2 separate regions of the Homo sapiens genome follow, and region 1 is linked to region 2. Evidence: chromatin contacts called from ENCODE Hi-C or POLR2A ChIA-PET data. All regions are on one chromosome and are shown on one strand. The core of a region is the stretch at or near the end of the contact, and the rest is flanking DNA. Distances in the headings are between cores, read along the strand shown.

Region 1 (5,783 bases), core at 1,874-4,373, 40 kb after region 2:
ACAATCTTGGAGGATTTTTAAAATTTATTTCTATGTATATAAGCATGTACACATTTTAAAAAACAGAAATAGGATTAAGCTGTATATAGCATGCTGTCATTATTTTTACTTAGTTATATATTGTGGATAACTATCCTAACATAGGTATACATTATCAACTGCACAGCATTCCATGGAAAGGATGGACCATAAACTATTTAACAATACTGTAAACAACATTTAAATGAAACCGTTATTATGAACAATACTTCAATGAAAATATTTGTACACACATCCTTGAGCCCCTTTTCTATTATTTCCTTTGATTAAATTCCTGAACTAGGAATTGCCAAGACAAAGACAGGCATTTTTATTTTGATACATATTGTCAAACTCCCCTAGCAAGGTAGTATTTTAACATCACCTGGATAGGAAAGTGACCCCACACTCTCCTAACACTGAGTATAGTCATGTTTTTAACCTTTGACAAACAGAGCAAAAAAAAAAAAAAAGGTTTCTCCTTTTAACTTAAATTTATTTCTTTCTCTTTCGCTCCCTTTCTCTCTCCTTCCTTCTTTCCTTCCTTCCTTCCTTCCTTCCTTCCTTCCTTCCTTCCTTCCTTCCTTCCTTCCTTCCTTCCTTCTTTCCTTCCTTCCTTCTTTCCTTCCTCTCTCAATCTCTTTCTCTTTTTCTTTCTTTGTTACAGGGTCTTGCTCTATCACCCAGGCTGGAGTGCAGTGCTGTGATCATGGCAGCCTCGACCTCAAGGGATCCTTCCACCACAGCCTCCTGAGTAGTTGTTACTACAGGCATGCACCACCACCTGTTAATTTTTTTTTTTTTTTTTTAAGAGAAGGGGTCTTGCTATGTTCCCCAGGCTGGTCTTGAACTCCTGGGCTCAAGCAATCCTCCTGCCTTGGCCCCTAGAGTGCTGGGATTACAGGCATGACCCACCATGCCTGGCCTTAAATTTATTTTGCTAGTGAATTACACGCATTTAAACATTTATTGGTCATTTGAAATTTTTTTTGTGAATTTCTACTTCATGCTCTTAGCACATTCTCCTATCTATTATCAGTTTGTAGGAGGATGTATTCATTTTTGCATGTCTGATGGCTGGTGTAGAACCTAGCACATAGCAGCCATTCAATAAATATTTGTTGACTCTCCATTCACTGGCTGCACAGGTTTGTTTATCTGCACAGGACACAGGGGTTTCTAAGTTTGAATCCTGACTCTGCCAATAACTTATTGTCTAACTTTGAGAAATTCATCTTCTTGGAATTTAAGAATGCTGACCACAGCAAGACCCCCAGTAGGCCTGACGCCATGCATTCCCTGACCATAATACTTTAAAGACAATAGATGCTATACTATAAAAATTGCTGAAGAATAGCCCAGGAATAAGAGTGAGGATTATCCACCTGGTATACTGAGAAGCACCACATGGCTGGCCTGTCCTCAAACCTTCCTCTTTCTTCATCTGCCAGAAGACCAACATTCATCTTCCAGCAGCCTTTATACTTTATAAGTCCTCATGTGCATGCTGTGTAGGAACCTGTGAGATGTCACTGGCAATCATTTGGACCATCATTCCATAGACAGCAGATGCTGTAGGGAATGATCTCAGGGCATTTTATTTGTCTACGGTTATACATTGGCAACACTTTAGAAAAAGTTTTGCACATTCAGCCCTCACAGTAACCTGTGAGAAAGTGCAAAAAAAAAGGTACTCATTTAAAAATGTTTCCAGACTTCAGTAATGTTAAGATGCAAGAAAAAATATATTTTTATATATAAATATATAATATATATTTAGCATATATATACACTATATAAATATATAATATATATTTAGCATATATATATATACTATATAAATATATAGTAATAACCATATTTTACAAGAAAGATGGAAAGAGATGGAATGTCTTAGCCAAAGAATCAAGATGTGAATGTGTGTTTCCTTGGTTCAGTGCGCTTTATATGATAGGTTTGCTAAAGCAAAGAGGGTAAAAAAGAGCTTAAAGCTTGAGATCAAGTCTGCCAAAGGGGAGGAGGGCCTGGCAGGGAAGAGGAGGGGAGCTGAGAGGTTGGGCCACAAGCCGGCAGAACCTTGCCCAGTTTGTGATTTTTGCCTTTGGCCACCTTGTTTCTGACCATAGATTCCAAACATTCCAAGCTGTGAGAACTATCTGTCTTACCTTTTATTTTCCTTTATCATTCTATTTTCCTTACTGGCACCTTGTCCCATCTTCAGATGTGTGTCATTTTCCCCATTTCTACCAGACACATCCACCAGAATGTTCACATTCTGAGATAGAAAAGACTCTTGGCTCAAATCAATGAATTTCCAATGGTATAACTTAGGAGCCATGATAGACTGTGGGAGAGGCATTTTTGTCTAGACATTCAAATTTATATGTGTCTATATATAAATTTAAAGTTATAACTAAAAACTATTTGTGACCTTGGTACTATATTTAACAAATATGCCAGTCTGTTTTTGCGATGCTGATTTGGTAGCTTGTTTAATGGCACCACTGCATCAGGTGAGGCTGAAATACTTTGTTTCTTACAAGGCTTTGCACATGCCCATTTTACTTTTGAAATCTTGTTGCCATCAGCTTCTGTCCCCAGACAGCCAAGTTAAGCTGGTTGAGTTAGACCACAGTAGGTTAAGATTTTAGGCTTGCTTGAGGGAGCTCTGCCTCCCCCTCTCTAGGGGCTTTATGGCAGTTATCAGCCAGCAGTTGACAGTAACACAAATATCTACGAAGCATCTATAGCAGCATGGAGTCACCCATATGTTAAGGGAGAACTCAACAAAAACGTGATTTTCAGTGTTGTAAAATCTGCCCCGATTGACTGCCTAACTTCCTCCCCTTCATCCCGTTTTAAGAGAAATGAGGCTTTTTGTCTGATAAAGTTCTTTCTTTGCCCACATGAAAGAAGTGCGTATGTCTCTGTGGAGCAATTAATTGCAAGCTTGTTGAAGAACAGTTGTCTGTGGAGACAACCACAGCTTCGGTTTTCAGGCCACCAGCCCCTATGGCTGTCTTTCTTCCTACCATCTGTTTAAGCAGGAGCAGTAGTTTGTGCGAACTCCAACTTCAAGCATGTCATTTCCGAAACCACAACAAGTCTCTTAAGCTTCCTGAACAAAGTGCTCAGAGTGGAAAGCCCTGAAGTTCTCTTGGGCCTCCTAAAACCACAAAGCTAACTACTGAGCAAAGCCCCAGAGCATCCGAGCACAAAGTGCCTTCCTTGGAGCTCATCATAGAACATGAAAAAGTTATTGAGAGTATGATTAAGGAGGGGTGGGCAGTGTCTGCCCTCTCCGCTTAGATTAATAACACCATCTAGATAGTCTGCACCAGTGATGGTTTACAACCTTTACAAGCACAAGGACCTACTTGTAATATACAATTTTAAAATAATGGCATTATTAGTAGACTCTAATTAAGAAAGTCTGTAATAACTAGAAGCTAATGTGAATTCAGTAGTTCTTTTAAATAAATTTATATTTTACTAGTTATAATAATCTTCATATTAAATATTTTTGAAAAATATTGGTACATTTATTTGCACAAAACATTTTTTCACTACTGAAACGATCCCTCTAGAATCGAGATTCACGGACACTTTGCAGTAACTCCATGGCCCACTAGAGGTCTCACCAGAGGTTAGGGGAACTAACTAGGTGTAGTAACAGGTCTGCAAGCTCTCATGGAAGAGAATCAACTATACATTTGGATAGTTTCAATGCAATTGAATGCAATATTTCAATTTTCAATAGCAATATTTATTTATGGATCTAGGATTTCTGGAATTCCTCTTGTCATATAATGCCAAGAACTGTGTATCTCTGAAGATCAGTTAAGTTTTCTTGCTCCAGGCAATGGAAACTATATAATTCCCTGCATTTCCAGTTTGCATTAGCCATAATTTAGAACTAAATGCAATGCTTAGTTGTGGTAATCACCTTGTGCCAAAGTCCCTGTACTGTTTCTGCTCCTTCCTCAAGATTGTTTCTAGTTTGCCATCTTTATTTTTCTAATGTCCATTTGACTGTGATATTCATTGTAGCTCTCCTTGTCTCATTGAAAATAGATGGACATAAATTATAAACAAACACCCTCTTTAAAAGGCCCTCGTCTGTCTGTGAGTCCCCAGGGTAGCTAAAAAGGGTAGAATGCCCTGCATTTCTGGGCCACTAAGCTATTCTGCCAACATCTCCTCTGCTAAATGCATACTATGGACCATGTCATCCAATTTCCTAGGCCACATTTCTCTGAGATGATGGGGAGTACAGGGTAGGTACAGTGGTGGCTGAGCAATGTGACTCAGTATCACAACACCCACCCTACACAGGCCTGCAAAACAAAGCAAAGCAAAACCTCGTCAATTCTAAGAAATGTAAGAGACCTAACCAATGTCCATGGGCAGCAAAAGCTGCTCCTGCAGGTGCCAGGGGCTCTCCCCAACATTCTCATGCCAAACTCTCCTGATTACTGCTCCAGGAAACAAAAACTTTCCTTCTTTTCTATTTTATTTTTTAATCTGAACTGTTGCCTCTTTCTTGTTCCAGCCTGTCTCCTTTACTCTCAATCTACCTAATTTCTCCAAAGGACTAATGCCATTTTACCACTGGGGGGCAATGCAGATAAAGAAATGACGAATTAACAGGCTTGATGCTCTAGGCCACAAAGTTTTAGTTGTAAAATTATTCTGTATATTGTGCTTTAAAAACTTGTTTTTCTCCATGATGTTTTTTCTCTCTACTTTTAAACTCACATTATGGTGATGTGCACATTTATACATCTATATTCATATCAATGTTTTTATGAATAGGTTGTCTTCGATTCTCTCAGGCCTCTTTAAAACATGTCTCTTAGGACATAGTGCTGTGACATGTACATCAAAATAGAAGCCCAGACGTCATTGCATTCAACCAGGGCCTCTTTAGGGTACCAGCCACAAAGTTTGGATGATGAGATATTTTTTAGAATTAGCCCTTTCAGACAGTGTTGTGAGAGGACTACAGAATAAGGGGTTCTCTGAACTTTAAAGGAAGCCACTCTCCTGTTGGTAAAAATTACATACTTACAAATATCCAGTCTGTTGAGTAATTTCCCGCTTTATTATAAAGACCCTGGGAACTGATCAGCATATTGTGAATTGGTTAATGTGAGTCAGACCCTCTAAACTGGCACATCTGAGCTTGCTATGCGAGACTCCAGGTGCTGAGTGAAGCATGGTGACCTTACCAGGCCCTGCCTGAGGGCTAGTTGCTTTGCTCCATTATCACTAGGAGCCTACTCATAAATGTGGACATAGTATTTGCTTCACTTTCATTTTAAGAAAGAAAAGGATGTTAATGAGCAATAAGAAATTATCTGAAGGTATAAAACTTATTGGTAATAGTGGGTACATAAACAAATACAGAATATTGTAACACTGCAATTGTGGTGTATAAACCACTCATATCTTGAGTAGAAACAATAAAAGATGAACCTATCAAAAATAACTACAACAGCTTTTAAGACATAGTATATAATAAAATATAACATGAAACAACCAAAAGTTTAAAGGGAGGATTAAGTAAAAGGGTAGAGTTTGTATTAGCTTTTATCTTTGCTTCTTTGTTTTTGCAATCAAGCTTACGTTGTCATTAGTTTAAAATCATGGGTTATGGCTGGGCTCAGTGGCTCATGCCTATAATCCCAGCAATTTAGGAGGCTGAGGTGGGCGGATTGTTTGAGACCAGGAGTTCAAGACCAGCCTGGGTGACATGAAGAAGC
Region 2 (6,301 bases), core at 3,306-5,805:
TTATGGGACTAAAGTCAAGGTGTTTTTGGCTGGGCTGCATTCTTTCTGAAGGCTCCAGGGAAGAATTTGTTTCTTACTTTTCCCAGACTCTAGAAGCCATCTGTATTCCTTGGCTTCTGGCCCTGCATCACTCCAGCCTCTACTTCTGAAACAACAGCTCCTTCTTTTACTTTGACTCTCCTGCCTTCCTCTTATAAAGGCTCCTGTGATTGCACTGGGCCCACGAGATAATCTAGGATAATCTTCCCATGTAAAAAATCTTTAATTTTTTCACATCTGCGAAGTCCCCTGGGTCAATGTAAGGTAACATTTTCACAGGTTCCAGGGATTAGGGCATGGATATCTTTGGGGCATTGGTAAGTCTATCACACCAGAGATGATATCCAAAAATTCTTAACAACTGATGTGCCACTTAAGGTAGAAATTCTGACTTTCAGAAAGCCCTCTGGTCATAGTGCTGGAGCAAGACTCTGAGACCCCTGATGTACTGGTGGATGGATTATGGAGAGGGCTAGGATGTCTCAGGGAGGGACTGGGTTGTCTAACATAGTGGTGAGGCACTCCAGGGCCAGGAGCAATGGTTCTCTCTAGGCAGTATGAAAGATATTTGACTTTTTTATTTTTTGTTAAACCACCAGTACAACCACACAAGTGTATTCTGGCTGAACACTGATCTGTCCATTCTCCTCCTTCTCTGATCAGTTTAGCCTCCCCTAGGCTTCTTAAAGTTCTCCCCTTCACCCTCATCCACGATCAGCATGCAAACCTCCCGGGATGTTATGTGCTGTACTTAGCCCTTTTACTTGGAATGTCTCATTTAAGCCTTATCACAACCCTATGAGTAGATTCTGTACTTGCCTTCCTTTTGCAATTACACACACAGGATCATATGTGCTATTAATTGTTAGGACCTTGATTTGAACTCAAGCTTTAGAAATTGACCTCCTAACCACCGTGGTTAGTGTCTTCAAGGAGATGCACATCTGTTTAGGTGGATAAGGAGTGCATGTACAAAGACCATACAGGCAATGTGGAGGCACCAAGTGGCAACCCTTAGTCCACATGCATTCATAAGTTGCACAGAATCTTGTCATATAGAATTTAACTATTACAGGGAGGAATTCTTGATCATGTTGTATGAACTCTTATCTACTGTATAAGGCCAAACCTGTATACTCTTGAATAGATATTCCATAATAAAAAGATTACAGTCAACTTCAGAGCAAATCAAGTGAAAACTCCAATTTATGTTGGCTACGTAACAGTCTAGAATAAAGTATGGTATTCTAAAGTATGTAATGAAATGAATGAATGAATGAATGAATGAATAAAATCTATAGTCAAGAGTTTCACTTATAAGACCTATGGTCTTATATAGTACATGACTCTCTAGCTAGAATATTATATTCAACTTTCTCAAATGGGTTAAAAGAGTCTCAGGGACAAGAGAAGCAGAAGAAAGGAGGATGATAAAACCATTTCTGGGCTTTGGATCTTTAATTAACCTCTACCCGGTCACAGATGCAGTTAGAAATGTGTTGCTCACACCCAGAGGAAATAGTATCTAACAGAAATAAGTAACACTACCCTAAGAGAAAACGAATCATTTATGGGTATATTTTATTTTGCTGTTTGGAAACATTTTTTGGTTTGGACAAGAATGAGCATTAGCAAGTTTGACTCATTTAATTGATGTATTATATAGAAGAGATGGACATTAGATAATTTTTAAAATGATGGTAGAGTGAGATCTTGATTGGGAAGGATAGATTTTCTATCAACTCCCTTAGAATCATTTGTGATATTAATAAATCAGATTGTTAAATAACATGACAGAAGCCAAAATAAATGCTTAGTAAAGATGCTTTGGTGAACAGTTGGAAGCAAATTCTATTTTAAACCCTTGAAACTTGGTAAGAACCTAAAATATTCTTGCTAATTTGGAAAATACCTCTTTATTTAAAATTTCCTAAAAGGTAGCCTCTCCTCCTACTTTTATGATGGAATACTGGATGATTTTAGTCAAAAGACATAGTTATTACCATAAGAAAAAGTCCTGCATGAAAGCACATGTTGCCATCTTACTCATTATCAAAGTGCCCTTATGACTGTCAGAGAGAACAGGTAAGATGCCAGGGGAGGCCGAGAAAAAGAGATCAAAGTGTTTTTGTTTACTTTTTTGAAGTCTTGTAGTACCTACTGTTTATTATACATACTTCTTGATTCATGCTGAAAATTGGAATTCACCCATTCTCTCTTTTTCCTGTCAAAGATGCAGATGGGGCACATTTCGTTGACTCCATCAATCCCTGCCCCCACACATTAGCACATGCACACGTATACCTAGCCAGTGGAAAAGAAAAAAGAGTTACTCACATTCATCCATTTTACAAAGATTTCCAGGCTGCAATGGGAGGGCTTTACCTCTCCCTGAAGGATGAATAAATAGGTAGCTTAACTGACAACCTGTTCTCAGTCAAGCTGAAGTGAAAACGAGACCAAGGTCTAGCTCTACTGTTGGTACTTATGAGATCCAGTCCTGGCAACATGGAGAGGATTGTCATCTGTCTGATGGTCATCTTCTTGGGGACACTGGTCCACAAATCAAGCTCCCAAGGTCAAGATCGCCACATGATTAGAATGCGTCAACTTATAGATATTGTTGATCAGCTGAAAAATTATGTGAATGACTTGGTAAGACTATATTTGTCACAACAAAATCTAAATCATACTTTTCAATTAATATAAAAGGAGGGTTTGGCTTATAAAAATAACTCAGAACAAATTTTCTTTTGCTCTAGGTCCCTGAATTTCTGCCAGCTCCAGAAGATGTAGAGGTAAGACCAGTTGAATTTATTTCTGAAAATACATTGGACATAAGTTTTTAAATCCAATAAGAAAGACATTAGCATGATTATATAGGAGTATACTGAATTTTAATGAACTTAGCGGTCTAATAATTGATGAAATATTTATTTATATTTTGGTTAAATTCATTGATTTACCAAAAACCAACTAAAAAATGCTATATTATATTCCTCATAAACTATGTTTATCTTCAAGAATCTCTAAGAGTACTCCTAAGTAGTATTGCTGAGACAGAATAACAAAACTAGAAACGAAATCTATACTCTGATCAGTTTCTGAACAATGCACAGCTAGTTACTCTTTAAGAGCCCTTGGGCATGAAAGCTTTTGAGCCTTCTTTGTTATCCTACCGAAGAAACATAGATACATACAGTAGGAAGCAGAATTAACCTTTTAATAACAAACTTAAAAAAGAAAGAAAGAAAGAATTAGATTACAGGGACAGCATGGAGAAATGGTGGTGTGGAAATCAAAGCTGTCCTTCAGAATATAATTCACATATACCTTGGCCTCAGTGAGTCTTGTCTTTGGCCTTCCGTGAGGTCTTTTGAAAGAACCATTTTCAACAATTCATCCCGTCTCTTAAGCCATTTAAATCCATTAGAGTTCCAGGAAGAAGAGGCCTGGCATGTAGTTCAAGAGTGCTGTCCGCTGATCTTTTTCTCCAGTAACTTCTACGATCTGATCTTCTGGTCTGGTACCCTGAGAGTATAAATGCAATTGGGGAAATGTTTTCATTGTCACAGACCTTTAATTGCATAAATTAGAATAACTAAAAGTGCTACCAGTAATTAGGACACTACAAAGGGGGAGACTTAAGAAGATACATTGCAAAGAAAACAATTATCGTAAATGACTATGTGTAAAAGTTTAGAAAGTGAATGAGTCACAACTATTGCTTTTCTCTAAAATTCACTCTCTAGCTCTGAACCCAAACACTCTCATTTACTAGGTCCTTTTCTAATAAGCAGCATCTAAAATGAAAGTAGCACATTCAGCTTATTGGAAAGACTTTTCCAATAACTGAAAATACTTCTTAATCAATGTGCCTAATTATCAAAACATACATTTCTAGCATCTCATGCACCTTGTTTAACTGTTATGGTTAGAGTTCTTTCCAGAGTTTCCTGGCTGTAGTCTATAACTTGCAAAATAAGAAATAAGAAAGAGATTCCACCTTCTAACCTGAGTTGGTCCAGTGGGTACTTCCTTTACGTGTGTTGTTAATGAAAGATATTTTTTATCTTACATCATAATGAAAGGATTTTGTCTCCGTGATACTGTATCTATCTGATAATCTGATCAAGCAATGCTGGCTATGATATAAGTGAGTAATAGTGTAACTTGGATCTTTAAGCTATACTAGTAGGCAAACTCAGGAAGAAAGAAATCGTTCAAGGTCACATTAGCATTATATCAAGCTAGCTTCAAAGTAGGGTCTGTAAGAGATTTTAAAAGATTTAAAAGTTTAATGAAAATAAAACTATCTAATGTTGCATGCATATAGTAATTATCTAAGATCTCTAATTGGCCTAGCCAGGCATCTTTCTTTTTCTCTTTTTCTTTCCGTCTAATCATATAACCAGTGGTTCTCAACCGGTGGTGATTTTTGTGCCCCAGAAAACATTTGGCATTGGCTGGAAAAATTTCTGGTTGTCACACTTGGAGGTAGAATGGGGGTGCTACTGGCATCTAGTAGGTAGAAGCCAGGTACTAAACATTCTAGAATGCACAAGACAGCCCTGACAACAAAGAATTATCTAGCCCCAAATGTCAGTGGTATCACCGTTGAGAAACCCTGATATAAACCTAGTTTGTGTGTAGGACAAAGGTAATCCTTTTTTTTTTTTTTTTTTTTTTTTTTTGAGACGGAGTCTCGATATGTTGCTAGGCTGGAGTGCAGTGGTGCGATCTCAGCTCACTGCAACCTCTGCCTCCCAGGTTCAAGCGATTCTCCTGCCTCAGCCTCCCGAGTAGCTGGGACTACAGGCGCACGCCACCACACCCAGCTAATTTTTGTATTTTTTAGTAGAGACGGGGTTTCACCATGTTGGCCAGGATGGTCTCAATCTCTTGACCCCGTGATCCACCTGCCTTGGCCTCCCAAAGTGCTGGGATGACAGGCGTGAGCCACTGCACCCAGCCAGGACAAAGGTAGTCTTGCCCAATTAGCAAGACTTCTTAGTGTGAATGGCCAGGGCTTTCTTTGCAAAAGGAAAAAAATGTAAAAATAGGCCTCAGCTGGGTGAAGTGGCTCCTGCCTGTAATCCCAATGCCTGTAATCCTTTTGGGAAGCCAAGTTTGGAGGATTGCTTGAGGTCAAGAGTTTGAGAACAACCTGGGCAAAATAGTGAGACATCCTGTTTCTACAAAAGAAAAAAAAAAAAGCCCTAAGGAGGTAAAAAATTTCAAAAATTCAATTGCAAAACAACAAAGCCAAGTGTGACTCCTGGCAAAAGCAGCACTTGACTTGTTCTTCAGCTGAAGAGGAATGGTTTGTTAATTCTTGCGTTTGACTTTACTACCGCTCCTTCTAGTCTGCAAAACAATGTAGCAGCAGAAAACTCCTCATGTTCTCATATGTTAAAGCATGAGGGAAACAAAGTCTTGCCTTTGGAGTCTGTTGTCACCAAGGCATAGCAAAGGAAAGCAATGTTCATGCTTCCAGACAGTGCTAAATATGGAGTTGGCATCCTGTAGACTCCTGAGTGATAGGGCACCTGAGGCTGCCTAAATCAAGGTTAATCTTTTCACTCTCCTTCTCAATACATCCTTAAGGCAGTTTAGTGGCGACAGCCCTCTACTTCTTTTCCTCTTTTGAGGCTGCCTTTGATGTGCATATAAAGCCAATTCCCGCAGTTATTTATCCTGGACCACATATTGCCAGACACAGCTCTGCTGCTTGCAGAACAGAAGAAAACAAAACCCCATTGTCTGTTAACAGAGGTAAACAAGGAAGGGTGGGAGAGGAAGCACAGCCCCATCAATATGGGCGTCAGTGTCCAGGTACCATTCAAAGGCTTTCAGAAAAGATTTTCAGTTGTTTTTACAACTGAAATTGTAGTTTTACAATTTCAGTGCTTTGAGTACCGGTACTGACCATTCCTGGCAATATTATCTCAAGGGAGTTCATTTGGCTGGCAGGGCCCCTCTACTTCTTTGGAACCTAATTTTCTTTCAGCATACACATGTAAATGTTAACTCAGCAAAATGAGCCTCTGTGAGAAATGCTGGTTTTTCAGATCATCACGGATGAAGCAGTCAGTATTTTCAGTTTCAGCTGGAAAATTTACCTCTTTAAATATGAATATTATTTTTTCCAGTAAGTTAAGCCGGTTGTGGTCAAAAAGAAGAGAAAAGAAAAAACTTCAACAAACATGAACGTGTGGTTTTCAAGGAAAAAAAAGTGCTATATTGAACATTTATAAATAGT

Evidence for each region. A loop is a pair of places that touch in the nucleus more often than their neighbours do. ChIA-PET counts read pairs that join two places held with the same protein, here RNA polymerase II (POLR2A). Pooled maps may share reads with other maps.
Region 1: a loop to region 2 is called in a map of CD4-positive, alpha-beta memory T cell, with 3 times the contacts of the local background. The contact joins the enhancer-like site here to the promoter of IL21-AS1 in region 2. A Hi-C loop is called at or near these places in 3 of 168 maps with a recorded cell type or tissue (CD4-positive, alpha-beta memory T cell and naive thymus-derived CD4-positive, alpha-beta T cell) and 8 of 50 pooled maps. POLR2A ChIA-PET finds 5 or more read pairs at or near these places in 7 of 52 experiments (A673, CD4-positive, alpha-beta T cell, K562 and 3 more).

What each region holds. Positions count from the first base shown.
Region 1 is chr4:122,575,876-122,581,658 of GRCh38, reverse strand. No RefSeq gene overlaps it. Among named protein-coding and RNA genes, the nearest start is that of IL21-AS1, 40 kb to the left of the region's middle. Within about 2 kb of position 3,123, at least 3 of the 41 ENCODE cell types and tissues checked have a DNase peak (open chromatin) inside an H3K27ac peak, as active enhancers do; they include CD4-positive, alpha-beta T cell, where a contact is called at or near this core.
Region 2 is chr4:122,617,237-122,623,537 of GRCh38, reverse strand. IL21-AS1 (IL21 antisense RNA 1) reads right to left here and starts at 4,555. Exons shown (of 11, transcript NR_104126.1): 1 at 4,046-4,555; 2 at 3,373-3,570; 3 at 2,467-2,670; 4 at 2,217-2,343. IL21 (interleukin 21) reads left to right here and starts at 2,472. Exons shown (of 5, transcript NM_021803.4): 1 at 2,472-2,694; 2 at 2,802-2,837. The coding sequence starts at 2,527. RefSeq lists an enhancer at 2,186-3,385.